Linked DNA regions of Homo sapiens: regions 2 and 3 are each linked to region 1. A link is a contact called in ENCODE Hi-C or POLR2A ChIA-PET data. All regions are on one chromosome and are shown on one strand. Each heading gives the region's core, a stretch centred on a gene start or an enhancer-like site at or near the end of the contact. The rest is flanking DNA. Distances are from core to core; before and after follow the strand shown. Region 1 holds the start of MYLIP (myosin regulatory light chain interacting protein). Region 2 overlaps ATXN1 (ataxin 1). Region 3 overlaps JARID2 (jumonji and AT-rich interaction domain containing 2).

What was found. A loop is a pair of places that touch in the nucleus more often than their neighbours do. ChIA-PET counts read pairs that join two places held with the same protein, here RNA polymerase II (POLR2A). Pooled maps may share reads with other maps.
Region 2: a pooled map shows a loop between it and region 1 (3-fold over the local background). The contact joins the enhancer-like site here to the promoter of MYLIP in region 1. A Hi-C loop is called at or near these places in 2 of 50 pooled maps. POLR2A ChIA-PET finds 5 or more read pairs at or near these places in 2 of 52 experiments (activated T-cell and activated naive CD4-positive, alpha-beta T cell).
Region 3: a map of gastrocnemius medialis shows a loop between it and region 1 (4-fold over the local background). The contact joins the enhancer-like site here to the promoter of MYLIP in region 1. A Hi-C loop is called at or near these places in 1 of 168 maps with a recorded cell type or tissue (gastrocnemius medialis) and 2 of 50 pooled maps. POLR2A ChIA-PET finds 5 or more read pairs at or near these places in 1 of 52 experiments (OCI-LY7).

What each region holds. Positions count from the first base shown.
Region 1 is chr6:16,125,822-16,130,496 of GRCh38, forward strand. It overlaps MYLIP (myosin regulatory light chain interacting protein), which reads left to right and starts at 3,265. Exons shown (of 7, transcript NM_013262.4): 1 at 3,265-3,588. The coding sequence starts at 3,502. RefSeq lists a silencer at 2,947-3,946.
Region 2 is chr6:16,689,426-16,694,131 of GRCh38, forward strand. All of the region lies in intron 2 of ATXN1 (ataxin 1), which reads right to left. Among named protein-coding and RNA genes, the nearest start is that of ATXN1-AS1, 69 kb to the right of the region's middle. Within about 2 kb of position 1,531, at least 4 of the 41 ENCODE cell types and tissues checked have a DNase peak (open chromatin) inside an H3K27ac peak, as active enhancers do.
Region 3 is chr6:15,510,324-15,514,678 of GRCh38, forward strand. JARID2 (jumonji and AT-rich interaction domain containing 2) reads left to right here. Exons shown (of 18, transcript NM_004973.4): 13 at 973-1,078; 14 at 1,885-2,067; 15 at 2,592-2,722; 16 at 2,916-3,099. Among named protein-coding and RNA genes, the nearest start is that of DTNBP1-AS1, 34 kb to the right of the region's middle. RefSeq lists an enhancer at 2,468-3,446. Within about 2 kb of position 1,594, at least 9 of the 41 ENCODE cell types and tissues checked have a DNase peak (open chromatin) inside an H3K27ac peak, as active enhancers do; they include gastrocnemius medialis, where a contact is called at or near this core.

The DNA of each region.
Region 1 (4,675 bases), core at 2,015-4,514:
AATTGTTAAAAATAGGTCGGGGCGGTGGCTCACACTTGTAATCCCAGCACTTTGGGAGGCCAAGGCGGGCAGATCACTTGAGGTCAGGAGTTCGAGACCAGCCTGACCAACATAGCAAAACCCTGTCTCTACTAAAAAAGCAAAAAATTAGCCGGGTGTGGGGGCGCGTGCCTATAATCCCAGCTACTCGGGAGGCTAAGGTAGGAGAATTGCTTGAACCAGGGAGTCGGAGGCTACAGTGAGCCAAGATCATGCCATTGCACTCCAGCCTGGGCAACAAGAACAAAACTCTGTCTAAACAACAACAACAACAACAACAAAACTATGAAAAATGTGGGGTTTTGTTTGTTTTTTGTTTTGTTTGAGAAAGGGTCTCACTCCCTTCGGCCAAGCTGGAGTGCAGTGGTGAGATCATGATTGACTGAAGCCTGGACTTTCTGGACTCAAGCCATCCTCCCACCTCAGCACGCTGAGTATCTGGGACTACAGACACATGCCATCATGCCTGGCTAATTTTTTATATTTTTAGTAGAGATGGGGTTTTGCCATTTTGCTCAGGCTGATCTCAAACTCCTGGGCTCAAGGGATCTGCCTGCCTCGGCCTCCCAGGGCTCTGGGATGACAGGCATGAGCCACCACGCCTGGCCAAAAAGTTTTAAATAAAATAAACATGTCAGATTTTACCTATGCTTCTACAAACTATTTTACAAGCTTAGATTTTTTAAAAAAACAATGAAATCATACTTGCAAAAGAAAAATCCCTGCTAAAACCAAAAATATAAGTTATTTTTAAAGTAGTCCACAAAGTGGGTATTTGGTTTGGGTGTTTGCTTGTTTTATTTTTGTTTATTTTTTTTTTCTTGGCCAACCAATATTTTCCCGTTCTACTCATTTCCACACCTGGTCCCATTGATTCTATGAGTTTCCAGTTAGCCAGCTTTAGTTTCTATTGTTCATAAACAAAAATACTAACCAATATAACTGGTCTCCCTATTGCCCCTCGCCTCTTCTTCCTCTTCTGAAACTTCTAGCAATTAAGCATAAAGTAGACAAGGAATGAACCAAACGCTATCTTCCAGATAAATTCCCCAGATTATTAGTAAACTGGAATTCAGGGAATAGGCACTGCAGTTAATACAAGAAGGGACTGTTTCAGCCCACAATAGCATGAGGTGTATTTATAAGACAGAAAGATGTGAGAGTGCACCTGTTCCTCTGCAACAGTGGGGGTTAGGACTTGGACAGTTTACAGTTTTACTCGGTCAGCTTTAGCAAAGAACTGTGTGTGGGAGGATCCCTCCTTTTTTTTTAGCCTTGGGCTCTGATATCGTACCTGGTTGTTCGGAAATAAAGGCCACTAACAGATCCTTGGGACTCGTGAAGGGGGGTAGGGACAGGAAAAGTCATCATTAAGCAGTGAAGGCACTGAACTTATAGCTCCCCTTACATACACGGGGACATTCAAATGCTTTTGTGAACGTTATTATCTTTGCTGCGCTTCCCAACAATGCTGGGTGGAGACAGAGCAGATATTGCCATCTCCATTTTACTGTTGACAACACCAAGCTTCAGACAGATGAAGTAAGTTTTCTCTTTTTTTTTCTTTCGTTGTTTTCTTTTTGTTGTTGTTGTTGTTTAGAGACAGGGTCTTTTGCTCTGTCGCCTAGGCTGGAGTGCAGTAGGGGGATCACAGCACACTGCAGCCTCGAACTCCCAGGCTCAAGTGATCCTCCCACCTCAGCCTCCCATGTAGCTGAGACTACAGGCAGGCGCCACCACGCCTGGCTAATTTTTTGTATTTTGTGTAGAGATGGGGTTTCGCTGTGTTGCGAAACCGGGCTGGTCTCAAACTGCTGGGCTCAGGCGATCCTCCTGCCTCGGCCTCCAAAAGTGCTGGGATTACAGGTGTGAGCCATCGAGCTGGCCTGAAGTAAGTTTGCTAAGTTTCCACGGCTGAAACCCACATCATCTGGCTCCTATAAAGAAATCAAAAAGGTAGGCTATGTAATATATTGGCAAAGAGGAACAAGCGGTAAATGAGTGAAGGGTTGTAGACCTTTAATAGCTAATATTGCAGTAATGCCACCTGTTAGGTCAGGAGATGAGCACCTTACCTTAAGACGAGGACAACATCTGGTTGCCTGTGAGAAGGGACAGGCAGGGTATCAGGTGCTGCACAAATGTTTAATGAATGAGTGAGATAAGACAGGAGGTAGAATGAGCAACCTGAGAGAGGGCCTGGTACCCTGTAAGGCGTTTTGATTCAGCAGAACGAGTAAGGAGAAGCCCTTCCGGAGTGTAACACACCAGCACTAGACCAAGACACCTGGCTCACTGGTCAGCTGCAAAAACTTTCATACTCAGATTTTGTTTTTCTCAATGATGAGGTCTTAATAAGGAACAACAATTCTGCCTCCAAGCAACCCACTGTGGCTAATCCTGGTGGAAAAGAGTTTTCTTTTTCTCTTTTTTTTTTCTTTTTTCTTTTTCTTTTCTTTTTTTTTTTTTTTTTTTTTTTTTTTTTGAGACAGGGTTTTTTGCTCTTCTTGCCCAAGCTACAGTGCAGTGACACAATCTCAGCTCACTGCAACCTCCGCCTCCTGGGTTCAAGCGATTCTCCTGCCTCAGCCTCCCAGGTAGCTGGGATTACAGGTGCCCGCCACCACGCCTGGCTATTTTGTTTTTTTTTTTGTATTTTTAGTAGAGACGGGGGTTTCACCATGTTTGCCAGGCTGGTCTCGAATCTGACCTCAGGTGATCCACCCATCTCGGCCTCCCAAAGTGCTGGGATTACAGGCGTGAGCCACCATGCCCGGACGAGAACAGTTTTCTTTAGGCTTTGGGTTGCTCCTTTTCCTTTTTGCTTTCACAACCGAAATGCGTGCTCAGAGTGATCCAAGATATTTGAAGAACAGTGGCAGCTTGGAGGTGTTTAATCACCGTAAATTCGAGACGGCAGAAAGGCGTCCCCGCCTGGAGCCCCGGGCGATCGCTCACTCTGAGCAGCGTCGCCCAGCGGACAGAGGCGGCTGGTGTGTTCCGGGGTCTCCCTCCCTTCCCGCAGCACTCGGCGCCCGCAAGCTGCCACCTCCCGGGGCGGCCAGGGAAACTCAGCCGGCTCTGGGAGGCGGGGGCCGCGGTCGAGGGGCGCCGCTATTGGCTGATCGGGCGGGGGAGGAGGGGCAGGGAGGCCGTGATTGGCGGGGACCCGAGCTGAAGGGGGCGGGGCCGCTATATCAGCAGAGTCCCTGTCGCAGCGCAGGCAGTTGGGCTGCTGGAGTGCGGCGCCACCGCGGAGGACAGGGGCAGCTGGCGGGCAGCGGGTGAGGGGGTGGCGGGGACGCGAGTGGCGGCCGCGGGGCCCCGGACAAGGGTCCGCAGAGCTGCAGCCTTCGAGGGCCAGCCCTCTCCGAGTCCGGGGCTGGGTCCCACCAGTGACAAGGCGGCAGCCCCGCGCACACCAAAGAGAAGGCGGCTGTGGCGGCAGCGGCAGCCCCAGCCATGCTGTGTTATGTGACGAGGCCGGACGCGGTGCTGATGGAGGTGGAGGTGGAGGCGAAAGCCAACGGCGAGGACTGCCTCAACCAGGTGAGGGCGAGGGGCAAGAAGGGGCCCCGGCGGGTCCCGCGAGGCCGAGGGGCCTCGCAGCGACGCCTGGCACTCTGGCGCGCCCCCTACTAGGGGCCGGGAGGCACTGCGGCGGCAGCCGGGGGGAGCGCGTCCCCTCCTCTCCACGGGCGTGGGGCGCGCGGTCTCCTCCTGGCGCGCGTGGGGTGCGCGGAGAAAGCGCGCAGCGGGGGTCCCCAGCGCTGAGGGCCGGGCGCAGCCCGCAGCCGGGATCCACCCCCCAGCGCCCCATCATCCCCCCAACCCAGCACTTTCCCGGAAGAAGGCGGCTCCGCACACCTGCCGCAGGTATGTGCGTGATGCCGCCTGTCGGGTCCCCGCGGCGCCTGGCAGTGCCACCCGCGTGCCAGGATGGGATGGAGTGGCTCGAAGCAGTCTCGGGCCCCAGGGGTTCTTGGCAGACAAGCCGGGCCCTTGTCTCACGCTGCTTCTCAGGCTGCTGCTCTCAAATGCACCGTTCACCTGCATCTCCGGGTTTGCGGGGGACGGGAGGAATAGGTTTGGGTCATCTACTGCTCGGTTGTTTTTAAGCATGTGTTTCCTTAACAGTGAGGGAGATCGGTGCCAAATAGTGCAGAGGTGGTATGGCAGACAGCACATGTGATCCCAGGAAAACGCTGTGCCCTCAACCCCTCTAGCTCTGAGATGTTTGGAAAACCGCTTGTGAAGCTTAGCTGACACTTGTGGCGTGTTCCCTCAATGTGTTTGATTTTTGGAGTCCAAATGGTTAAAATTGCCCAGATAATAAGTCGCCAAAAATCAGCTGTGCAGAGTATGCTGGTGGAGGGAATTCCGGTGATTGGAATACGAAGGAAAATACCCTGTAGTTTCCCCTCCTCATCTTTTGGAAGGCTACTTTTGAGGACTCCTTTTTTCTCTATTGCAATTGGTCATGCCCTAGACGTTAAAAGGAATTATGAGCCTCCATACTAGAGCTCGTGGTTTGGTATCATTGGAGCCGTGGAACTTTGTTTTTCCAGTTTAGATCAGGAATTGTAACACCATTGAACTTTGTAAAAAGCACCAGCAATCTTAGCCTCAGGGAGCC
Region 2 (4,706 bases), core at 281-2,780, 560 kb after region 1:
ACCTCAGCTCCCGAGCAGCTGAGACTACAGGCAAGAGCCACCACACCCAGTCAATTTTTTCTTTTTTTTCCTTCCTTTTTTTTTCTTTTTTTTTTCTTTTTTTTTTTTTTGTAGAGATGGAGTCTCCCTATGTTGCCCAAGCTGCTGTCAAACTCCTGGGCTCAAGGGATCCTCCCACCTTGGCCTAGATTTGTATTTTTAATTGACAAATAATAATTGCATGTAGTTATGGGTTATAATGTGATGTTTTGATATAGCTACATATACTATAAAATGATTATATTAAGCTGATTAATATGTCCATCACCTCACATACTTATTTTTTATAATGAAGACATTTAAAAACGTATTCTTTTAGCAATCTTGACATTTATAATACCTTATTATGAGGGCTAAAAATGAATAATATTAATAATCCTGTACAATGGGTCTCAGAAACTTAGCCCTCTTGTCTAACTGAAACGTCTGTACCGTTTGATCAACCAAAGATGGCTTTTGTTGGCAATTCAATTTTTTTGACAAATTCCTCATTTTTGTCTTCATTTGGAGTTTTTATCCATTACAAGAGAGGAAGATGACACAAGCCAGAATAGAGGAAGATGAAACAAACCACTCAGGATTCTGAAGGGAACACTGGGTTGGGTTTTTTTTAATTTTAATTTTGATGTTTATTATTTGTCTTAGAGACGGGGTCTCACTATGTTGCCCAAGTTGGCCTTGAACTCCTCTGCTCAAGTGACCCTTTGGCTGGGACTGCATGAGCACACCACTGCATCAGGCTCATCCAGTTGAGGTTTTTTAAAATACTGTTTTTGCTCTGATTGGGTAGCCTCAAAGAGGAGGAAGAGAGTCATGATGAGCTTGATTCAGAATCTTCAGCTCTCCACTCTATCAGCAACCTGCCTTCCTTCAAGTCTACTTGGCCCAGTGCTGTTATTCCTCCTCCACTGGCAACTAGATGTGTGAGTGACATTGATTCCTATTACCAGAGGGATTAACTCCAAAGTTCTCTTGAAGGTTTTACAGTTCTTTTCCAGCAGTTCCTCATTCTTCAAAGGTAATTAACCTCTTGATGGGCTTACAGCAGAAGCAGTGTTAGAAGTCCCAACACATTGATGATATGTTATAAACCAGGGGAGAGGATAATTGGAAAATGTATTTCCAGCCTCATTGGAAAATATATTTCCATTTATTGAGAAAAAGTAACTCAAGTGTTTAGGAACATATGAATCACAGAATTGTAGATTGGCAGAGGCCTTAGAAAACCATGCTATTTCGACTTCTACTAATAATGAGAAAACGGAGGTGGAAAGAGGGAGAGTGACCTGCCGAGCCACAGTTACCCAACCAGCACCAATGTAGTCAGTGCTGCCTGGAGCGAGACCTGACCATACTGTGGGGCAGAATCTCCCCTCCAATCCCCTTCATAAAGCACGATGATGCTGTTCAAACACAACCTGTGCCTCCTGTCCTTAGAGCCCCAGATTTCATTTTAGGAGAGGATTACGAAATAATGACTAAGCTCTGAAAACTGAGAATGAGACAAAGGAAGAAAGGGAGATAAGAAGGAAGACAGTAAGAGAGTCAACAAGCAACTTATTGTAGTGTTTGCAATCACTACTTGTGCCTTTCATTACATTTAAATGCATGTCGAAATGACATGATGCAACCACCTTCATGCATTCTGCAGTGAAAAAGATGGTGCCAGGTTGGAATTTCATTGTAAGTGTCGCAGAAATATCCCTTTGGAATCAGGTCCCAAATCATTATTTGCTCCTTTTATCATTGTCATCATCGTGTATCATGGCAAAGCTCCCTGAGGGGAGGAGCTCTGTCTGTCTTGTTCACTATCATATTCCTTACACCTACGGCATCCATGGGACAAGCTAAGTAAAATTTACTGAAAGGCTGAATAAAAACTTCCACATGGAATGAAGAAGAAATATGCATAGTTTGAAAATGCATATGCAGTATTACAGTTTTCTGTAAAGGAAAATGAAAGAAGACCTGTTTAAAATTTAAAACCACATTAAAAGATTGAGAGTTTTTTGTATTTATAAAAAGCTGAGGTATGTTAAAAATGGAAAGCACCTATTAAGCTGTTACTGTCAGTTTCACCTGTTAAGTAGGTACTATTAGTTAAGCCAGCATAGTTCCTGAGTTGCAAAGCATATACAGGCTGAAGTACAATGTCAAGAAAACATGTTAAAGGGTGGTAAATAAATAGCCACTGAGAAGATACTCTGAACAGATAAATAAGAAAAAAGCAAATGTAGTTGAAATAAATGGAAGCTCTAGGCAGTGTGTGGACAGACAGAACAAAAGTGGTCACTGTTTATGCCTTGGCCTGAATGTCTGTGTGCCTCCAAAATTCACATGTCGAATCCTAACTCCCCACGTGATAGTATTAGGGAGTGGAGCCCTTGGGAGGTGCCCTCTTGAATGGAATTAGCACCTTTATCAAAGAACTCCCCCAGGAACTGCTTTGCCTCTTCCACCATGTGAGGATACACAGAGAAGGTGCCATCTGTGAGCCTTAGAACAAGCCTTAGAATAGGCCGGGTGTGGTGGCTCAAGCCTGTAATCCCAGCACTTTGGGAGGCCGAGGCGGGCAGATCACCTGACATCAGGAGTTCGAGACCAGCCTGGCCAATATGGTGAAACCTCATCTCTACTAAAAATACACCGGGCGTGGTGGCACGCACCTGTAGTCCCAGCTACTCAGGAGGCTGAGACAGTAGAATTGCTTGAACCTGGGAGGCGGAGGTTGCAGTGAGCCGAGATCATGCCACTGCACTCCAGCCTGGGCGACTGAGCGAGACTCTGCAAATATGTACTTTATATGATTAATCTATTTGTAACCATTGAAGTAAACATTTTTCTTTGTGCTTTTAAATTCAAACCTCTACCTTAGCAGCCATATCACAGTCACAAATTAACTATATGGCAAGTAATCTGTATGATTACTTTGGGTTCTCAGATGACTTGCTATGTATTTAATGAAGTAAAATTGTAAGTCAAGTCAGATATAGGTAGGTACAATAATATTAACAAATGTAATCAAAAGATTTGTCTATTTTAAAGACTCAAGAAAGACAATTATACCCAATTAACACACACATTCATATGAAGGGTACAAATACCTAATTTTTGGAAAACATTTCATATAATTTTGGCCATTGTAAATATATAAATAATAATAAGAAGAAGACCACTACCGCCACCACCAACAACAAAAACAATAGCAACCACTTTCTAAAACATGAAGGCTAAGGAATAAGCAGTGTGCTGGGCACTTTACCTGTATTCCATTGTGTTCTTACAGGTACATTCCATGTTCTATATTTTCACTTTAGAGATGTGGAAACTGAAGCTCAGGCTAAGTAATGGGCCCAAGATCTCAAATTGGCAGATCTGGGTTCAAAACCTTAGTCAGAACGAGCCCAGACCTCCCATACAGGCAGAGGTCTTTGCAGATGGGAAGATATGGATAGATAAGCTTTCTCCTCTACTTAAGCTCAGTGTATCTGTACACTGAGTAGCCATGTAGCATAATGGTGGAGTGCATGGGCTCTGGAGCCAAAGCTCTAAGTTCAGATTTCAGCTCCGCCACTCACTAGTGCATGCCCTAACTTCTCTGTGCCTCTCAGTGGCCTCAGCTCTGAAGATGAGAATCGTAATAGTACCAGAAGAACTGATATCTACCTACTAACAGGGCCACTGTGAGGATTAAATGAGTTACTACACATACAGCACAAAGAACATCAGAGATGTGAGCAAATGTTTAGTATCCTTTGAAATACTAAAAAGAGCACTGAATTTGAAGTCCAGTGGTCTCCGCCATTGATCTACTGTATGAGCTTAGGCAAGTCCCTCAAGCTTCCTGAGCTCCACTGTCCTCATCTGTAAAAATGGGATACCAGCGGCCTTGCTTCCTTTCCAGAACATCACAAGAAACAAGCAATGGAAGACAAGGTATGTGAAAGGGCTTTGGAAGCTAAAAAGTGCTATATATACCATGTACATGTGAATTATCGTCATCAACTTTCAGCCTCTCAAAGCCAAAGAGGTCAATCTCTATTCCATTCTCTCCTGCCTGAGAATTTAATACTAAGCATCAGTTCCAAAACCTGGACACTGAACTGCTAATCATAACAGAACACATGTCCAGTCACCCAGGACTTGATCAAACAGAACTCTATTAACTACCTCCTTCTGCACACCCACCGTGAGAACATAATTGATGCTCATCATGGCCCTAAAGCACTCCAAGACTCTGAAGTACCTTCAGGGAAAGATTAAATTATGTTCAGCCTAGTTTATTATGAAGTGTATTTAATTATACTCAAATTCTTTGAAAATTGGTGACCTAGGAAAAGCACAGAGAGTAAGTCACAGGCTCTCTGGTAACTGGAAGCCTCTCCTCACCAGTCCACCCCCAGTCACCCTTCACAGAGTTAATTGTAAAAAATACAGTCCACCCTAGGGTAGGAAAAACTGGGATTCCGACACACTAATTATAAAAGTCAAAAGAACTTGGCCTTGCCTAATCTTCAAGGATCACTAATGTGCAGAAATACAAAAGTCAAAACTTGAAACAATGAAAAATTTAATCTACCTAAGATGCCTACATGTTTCAAATAGACTTTTGTTCTTGCTAAGAATGAATTCAATTGTTTGAACAAAAAATAACACAAATATATCAC
Region 3 (4,355 bases), core at 344-2,843, 620 kb before region 1:
CCTTGCGGGGGGCCTCCCCTCACATCCCCCTCATTCATGCTGTGAGCCTGACACCAGGGGCGTCACACGTTGTGAGTGGAAGTGTGGCCCTGGTGGGCTCCAAGGACATGGGCAAAACCTCCTCCCCTCCCTGTGATTGCCGTGAGGAGGCCGTGTAGGTTACTTTCTACCTGTACCTCCCACCTTTTCTTACACTTGAGGACCCCTGCCATGGTTATACCCTGGAGGGTCTGTGAGCCACCACTTCCCCAGGCCACCCTCTGACAGAGGCCTATGAGCCCTTGATCCTCCTGTGTGTCTTGCTGTATGTGCCTGATGCCGGGTAGGCTGGGTCCTAACACGTAAAACTCTCCAGTGGGGAGCAGAGCTGGGGGCCCCTAGCTATCCCCTGACCCCTACTTCACCACAGCATCTGCCAAGGAGTTGGCCTTGAGGTGGCACATGTGCATGAGCCTGGCTCCTTCCCCAACTCTCTGTGCATTTGTAGAGGGCAGGGTTTACTGTTCCTGTCTGGAGGGCCGAGGGAGCCACGTATTCCTTGTGAGGACATTATCAGGTGCTGCTCCTGCAGTGGCCTCTGTTAACAGAAGGAGGGTGCAGTGCTGGAGCCTCAGAAGAGGCTCGTGGAGGCCGCAGTGTGTCTGGTTCTGATTTCTAGGGGTTTGTGAACATCTGTTTGTGGTTTGAAGGCTTTTTGGCTCACCAGGTGGGTCAGATCTCCATAAAAGATGAGCATCTCGCAACGCGGATGCACTGTGGTTTGGCTGTGTGCTAGGTGGACGTGGCACTGCTGCCATGGGAAATGGGAGCCAGCAGTGACCAGGCACCCAGCCAGGCCAGTGCGCCATCCCTGCCGGCGTGGAGCAGAGCCTCTCGTGTGCTCGGGTCCCTGAGGGTGACGGGGGTGGCCCAGTACATGCAGGAGGCCCTTGTCAAGTCTCTGCTTGTCTCTTGTGTCTCTCAATGACCCAGGTATTGCATTCCTGCTGAGGAGGAGAACAAGCTGGAAGATGTGGTCCACACCCTGCTGCAAGCCAATGGCACCCCAGGGCTGCAGATGCTGGAAAGCAACGTCATGGTGCGTCCACTCAGCCACCGCCTCCAGCAGGAGCTGTAGGACCTCCTAGGCACTTGAACATGGTTTCCCATGAACCCGCCTTTCAAAGGCAATGAGGACACAGCAAAACAAATCCCCAGGGTGCAAAGGGAAAGGTCCTCTGACACAAAAGCCAAACTGACCTTCCATCAGATTGCACAGGGCGCTGGGGTTTTGCACGGCCTTTGCATCTGTTTTGGGGCTTGTTTGTGTTGTGGGCTGCTGTGGGCCCTGGGATTTCTTGTGCCCGCCGCTCCTACCTTCTGGGCATGTGAGAGGAATGAGCACAAAGGCTTCTTCACCTGTTTTCAGGAAGTCATGGGGCTGGTGAGTTCCTGGGAAGTGCTGCTTTGAGCTGAGTTCTGACCAGCTTCTCTGGCCTCTGCTGACCCTGCCGGTCCCGCCTGTCCATCTTAGAGAAGAGATGGACGGGGGACTCCTTTGTAAGCCCAGCCTGTGGGCCTGTGGCCTACTTGGCTCTGGAGATGAGCCCGGCAGCCTCCTGGTTGTGTAACCTTGTCCTGTTTCCAGCCCTGGCATTGCCACGTGGGGACAGAGGGGCCTGTGTGGTCATCATGTCCTCAGCTGTGCATGAACCTGTCATCACTCTTGGACCAGTGCAGTTTAGAAGCTCCTTCTTGTGTTATGAATGACGTCTTTTTATTTTCCACATAAAACAATCTTATCTCCTTGAGAGCAGGCCTCTTAGGGTGCGCATACGTCACCTGAAGACTGCAGGTGTCCCTGCGCACAGGGAGGGGTGCCTCAGCCTGGCCCTGTCTCCCCAGATCTCCCCGGAGGTGCTGTGCAAAGAGGGGATCAAGGTGCACAGGACCGTGCAGCAGAGTGGCCAGTTTGTCGTCTGCTTCCCGGGATCCTTTGTGTCCAAAGTGTGCTGTGGGTACAGCGTGTCTGAAACCGTGCACTTTGCTACCACCCAGTGGACAAGTATGGGCTTTGAGACCGCCAAGGTGAGCAGAGCCGGCCTCCTCCCGCTTGCTGCCCCCGCATCCCTGTGAGTGCCGTGCGTGAGCGCACACAGAAGCATCCCTGCGTGTGCGTGTCTATTTGTCAATAGTTCCTTTTGGAATATGTCTTTGAAATTCTTAAGACGTGGTTGAAAGGTCTTCTAGGAATGAAAAGTTGTTAGGGATTTGTTTGTATCACAAAGAGTTTTGATCAGACCGTTACTGACAGACCCCTCCAGTATTGGAAAACTGTTGAAGATGCTCAAGGTAATTGCTTAGAATGGACAGAGAACCTCCACCCATCGTGAGGGAGTGGCAGCTGCCTCTGGGTAGCGGCGAAGTGCTATGACTTTTCCTGGTATGTGGTGCCTTTCTCACAGGGAGGCAAAGTTTTGAAGAGTTTTTAATCTAAATGCAATTCAAGATTTAGAAATTCAGACAGCCTGCCTGCCCCCTCCACCAAGAAGAACCTTGACAGCTGCCTAGTAATGAAAATCCACCCTAAAGGGATGTGACTCCTCTTTCAGGAAATGAAGCGTCGCCATATAGCTAAGCCATTCTCCATGGAGAAGTTACTCTACCAGATTGCACAAGCAGAAGCAAAAAAAGAAAACGGTCCCACTCTCAGTACCATCTCAGCCCTCCTGGATGAGCTCAGGTAACAGACCCCCAGAGCCCACGCCAGAGAGCTGGACCCGGCTGCCCTTCGGGGGCTCACCCCCCGAGCAGGCCTCACTTCCTGACAGGAGGGTGTGTCTGCAGGGAGGCCGGTGTGGGGTGCGTGTGTCCCCTCTGCTGGTGAGCATGGCAGGCCGTCACTAAAGGTGCGGGCCGTCTCCCGTGTCTGGCAGGGATACAGAGCTGCGGCAGCGCAGGCAGCTGTTCGAGGCTGGCCTCCACTCCTCCGCACGCTATGGCAGCCACGATGGCAGCAGCACGGTGGCGGACGGGAAGAAAAAGCCTCGAAAGTGGCTGCAGTTGGAGACGTCAGAGAGGAGGTGTCAGATCTGCCAGCACCTGTGCTACCTGTCCATGGTGAGCCCGCCTGGCCCTGCCGGCGCCCTCGCATGTAGTGCTTGGCCTGAGAGCTCCGGGGTTGCCCCCAGAAGAGGGAGGGCGCTCTCTGCCCAGGAGACCTGCTGTGCTCCCATCTCTGGAGCCGGCTGTGGGACCTCGGCGGAGCTTCTGGCCGCCGGAGGTGGCTGCCTCACCCACAGTGACCAGGCCACACAGAGGCTGTCCCTCTGTTCTGCCCACGCGTGGCCCTCCCTCGGTCCTGCAGTGCGTCCTTCCTCCCTGGGGAGCAGGTGGCCTCCCTCTCCGCCCTACTTTGTCACTCCAGCCCCCACGCACTCTGCTCTTACCCATTCTTTCTGAGGCAGTGAGGGGCGGGTTTCCAGTACTGGGCAGCGTCTGCCATTCCCTGTGGCCTGTGCCTGGTGCACCTGGGCCCATGGCCTCTGCCCTTTGGCTCTGTTCTTGGTTTCCTGGTCCTGCTCAGCTACATGATCTGCCTCAGCCCCCGAGGACTTCAGAATCTATCCTTGGTGAAAGCTGATGTTCCTCCTGTCCCATCTGGGATCAGAGATGCTTTTCTGGCACAGCCACTCCAGGCCACAGCAGGCTGCATTCCTCTTGCCTTCTCGACTGTGCCCTGCTGGCTTCCTCGTGCCCACCTGCCTGCCTCAGCTTTGGGGTTAATACCAAACACCTCCTCCCCCTGCTCACCCCTGTTCCAGCCCAGAGGTGGGCTCAGAAAAGCCCTTCCATGGCGACTGGATGGCTGTGGCCTCGCCATGCTTCTTCCAGTCTCCCCTTGACCTCTCACCAGAGAGCTGCCCTGACACACTCTGGGTAGGGACGCCCAGCTGGCACTGCAGATGGCTCCACAGCACTACACACCTTAGCCTGGAACAGAGAGCATGCCCGAAGGGCCTGACCTGCCTCCCCGGGCCTCGTCCCTTTCCACAGTGCCTCACATCTCCAGTACAGAAGCCTAGCTTAGGAGGTGCCCACCCCATATGCTGTGTGGTGCCTGTGTCCCACAGGTGCCCCCTTCGGCTGCACACTCGCTGAGAGGCCAGTGCCTCTGCGTCCCTCTGCTTGTCCATGGTGGGCCAGGACTGAGACCCGGGTCGACTCTCCTTGGCCTCCCAGTGTGACTGTGTCATGCCGTCTCACCCCGAGTCCTGGCGTGCCCTGTAGAAGAGGGAGGACACAGCCTCTCCCGGATGAGTCAGATCGTCAGATCGTCAGATCAGGGCTTTGTAACATTTGAAAGAGCTAAAAAC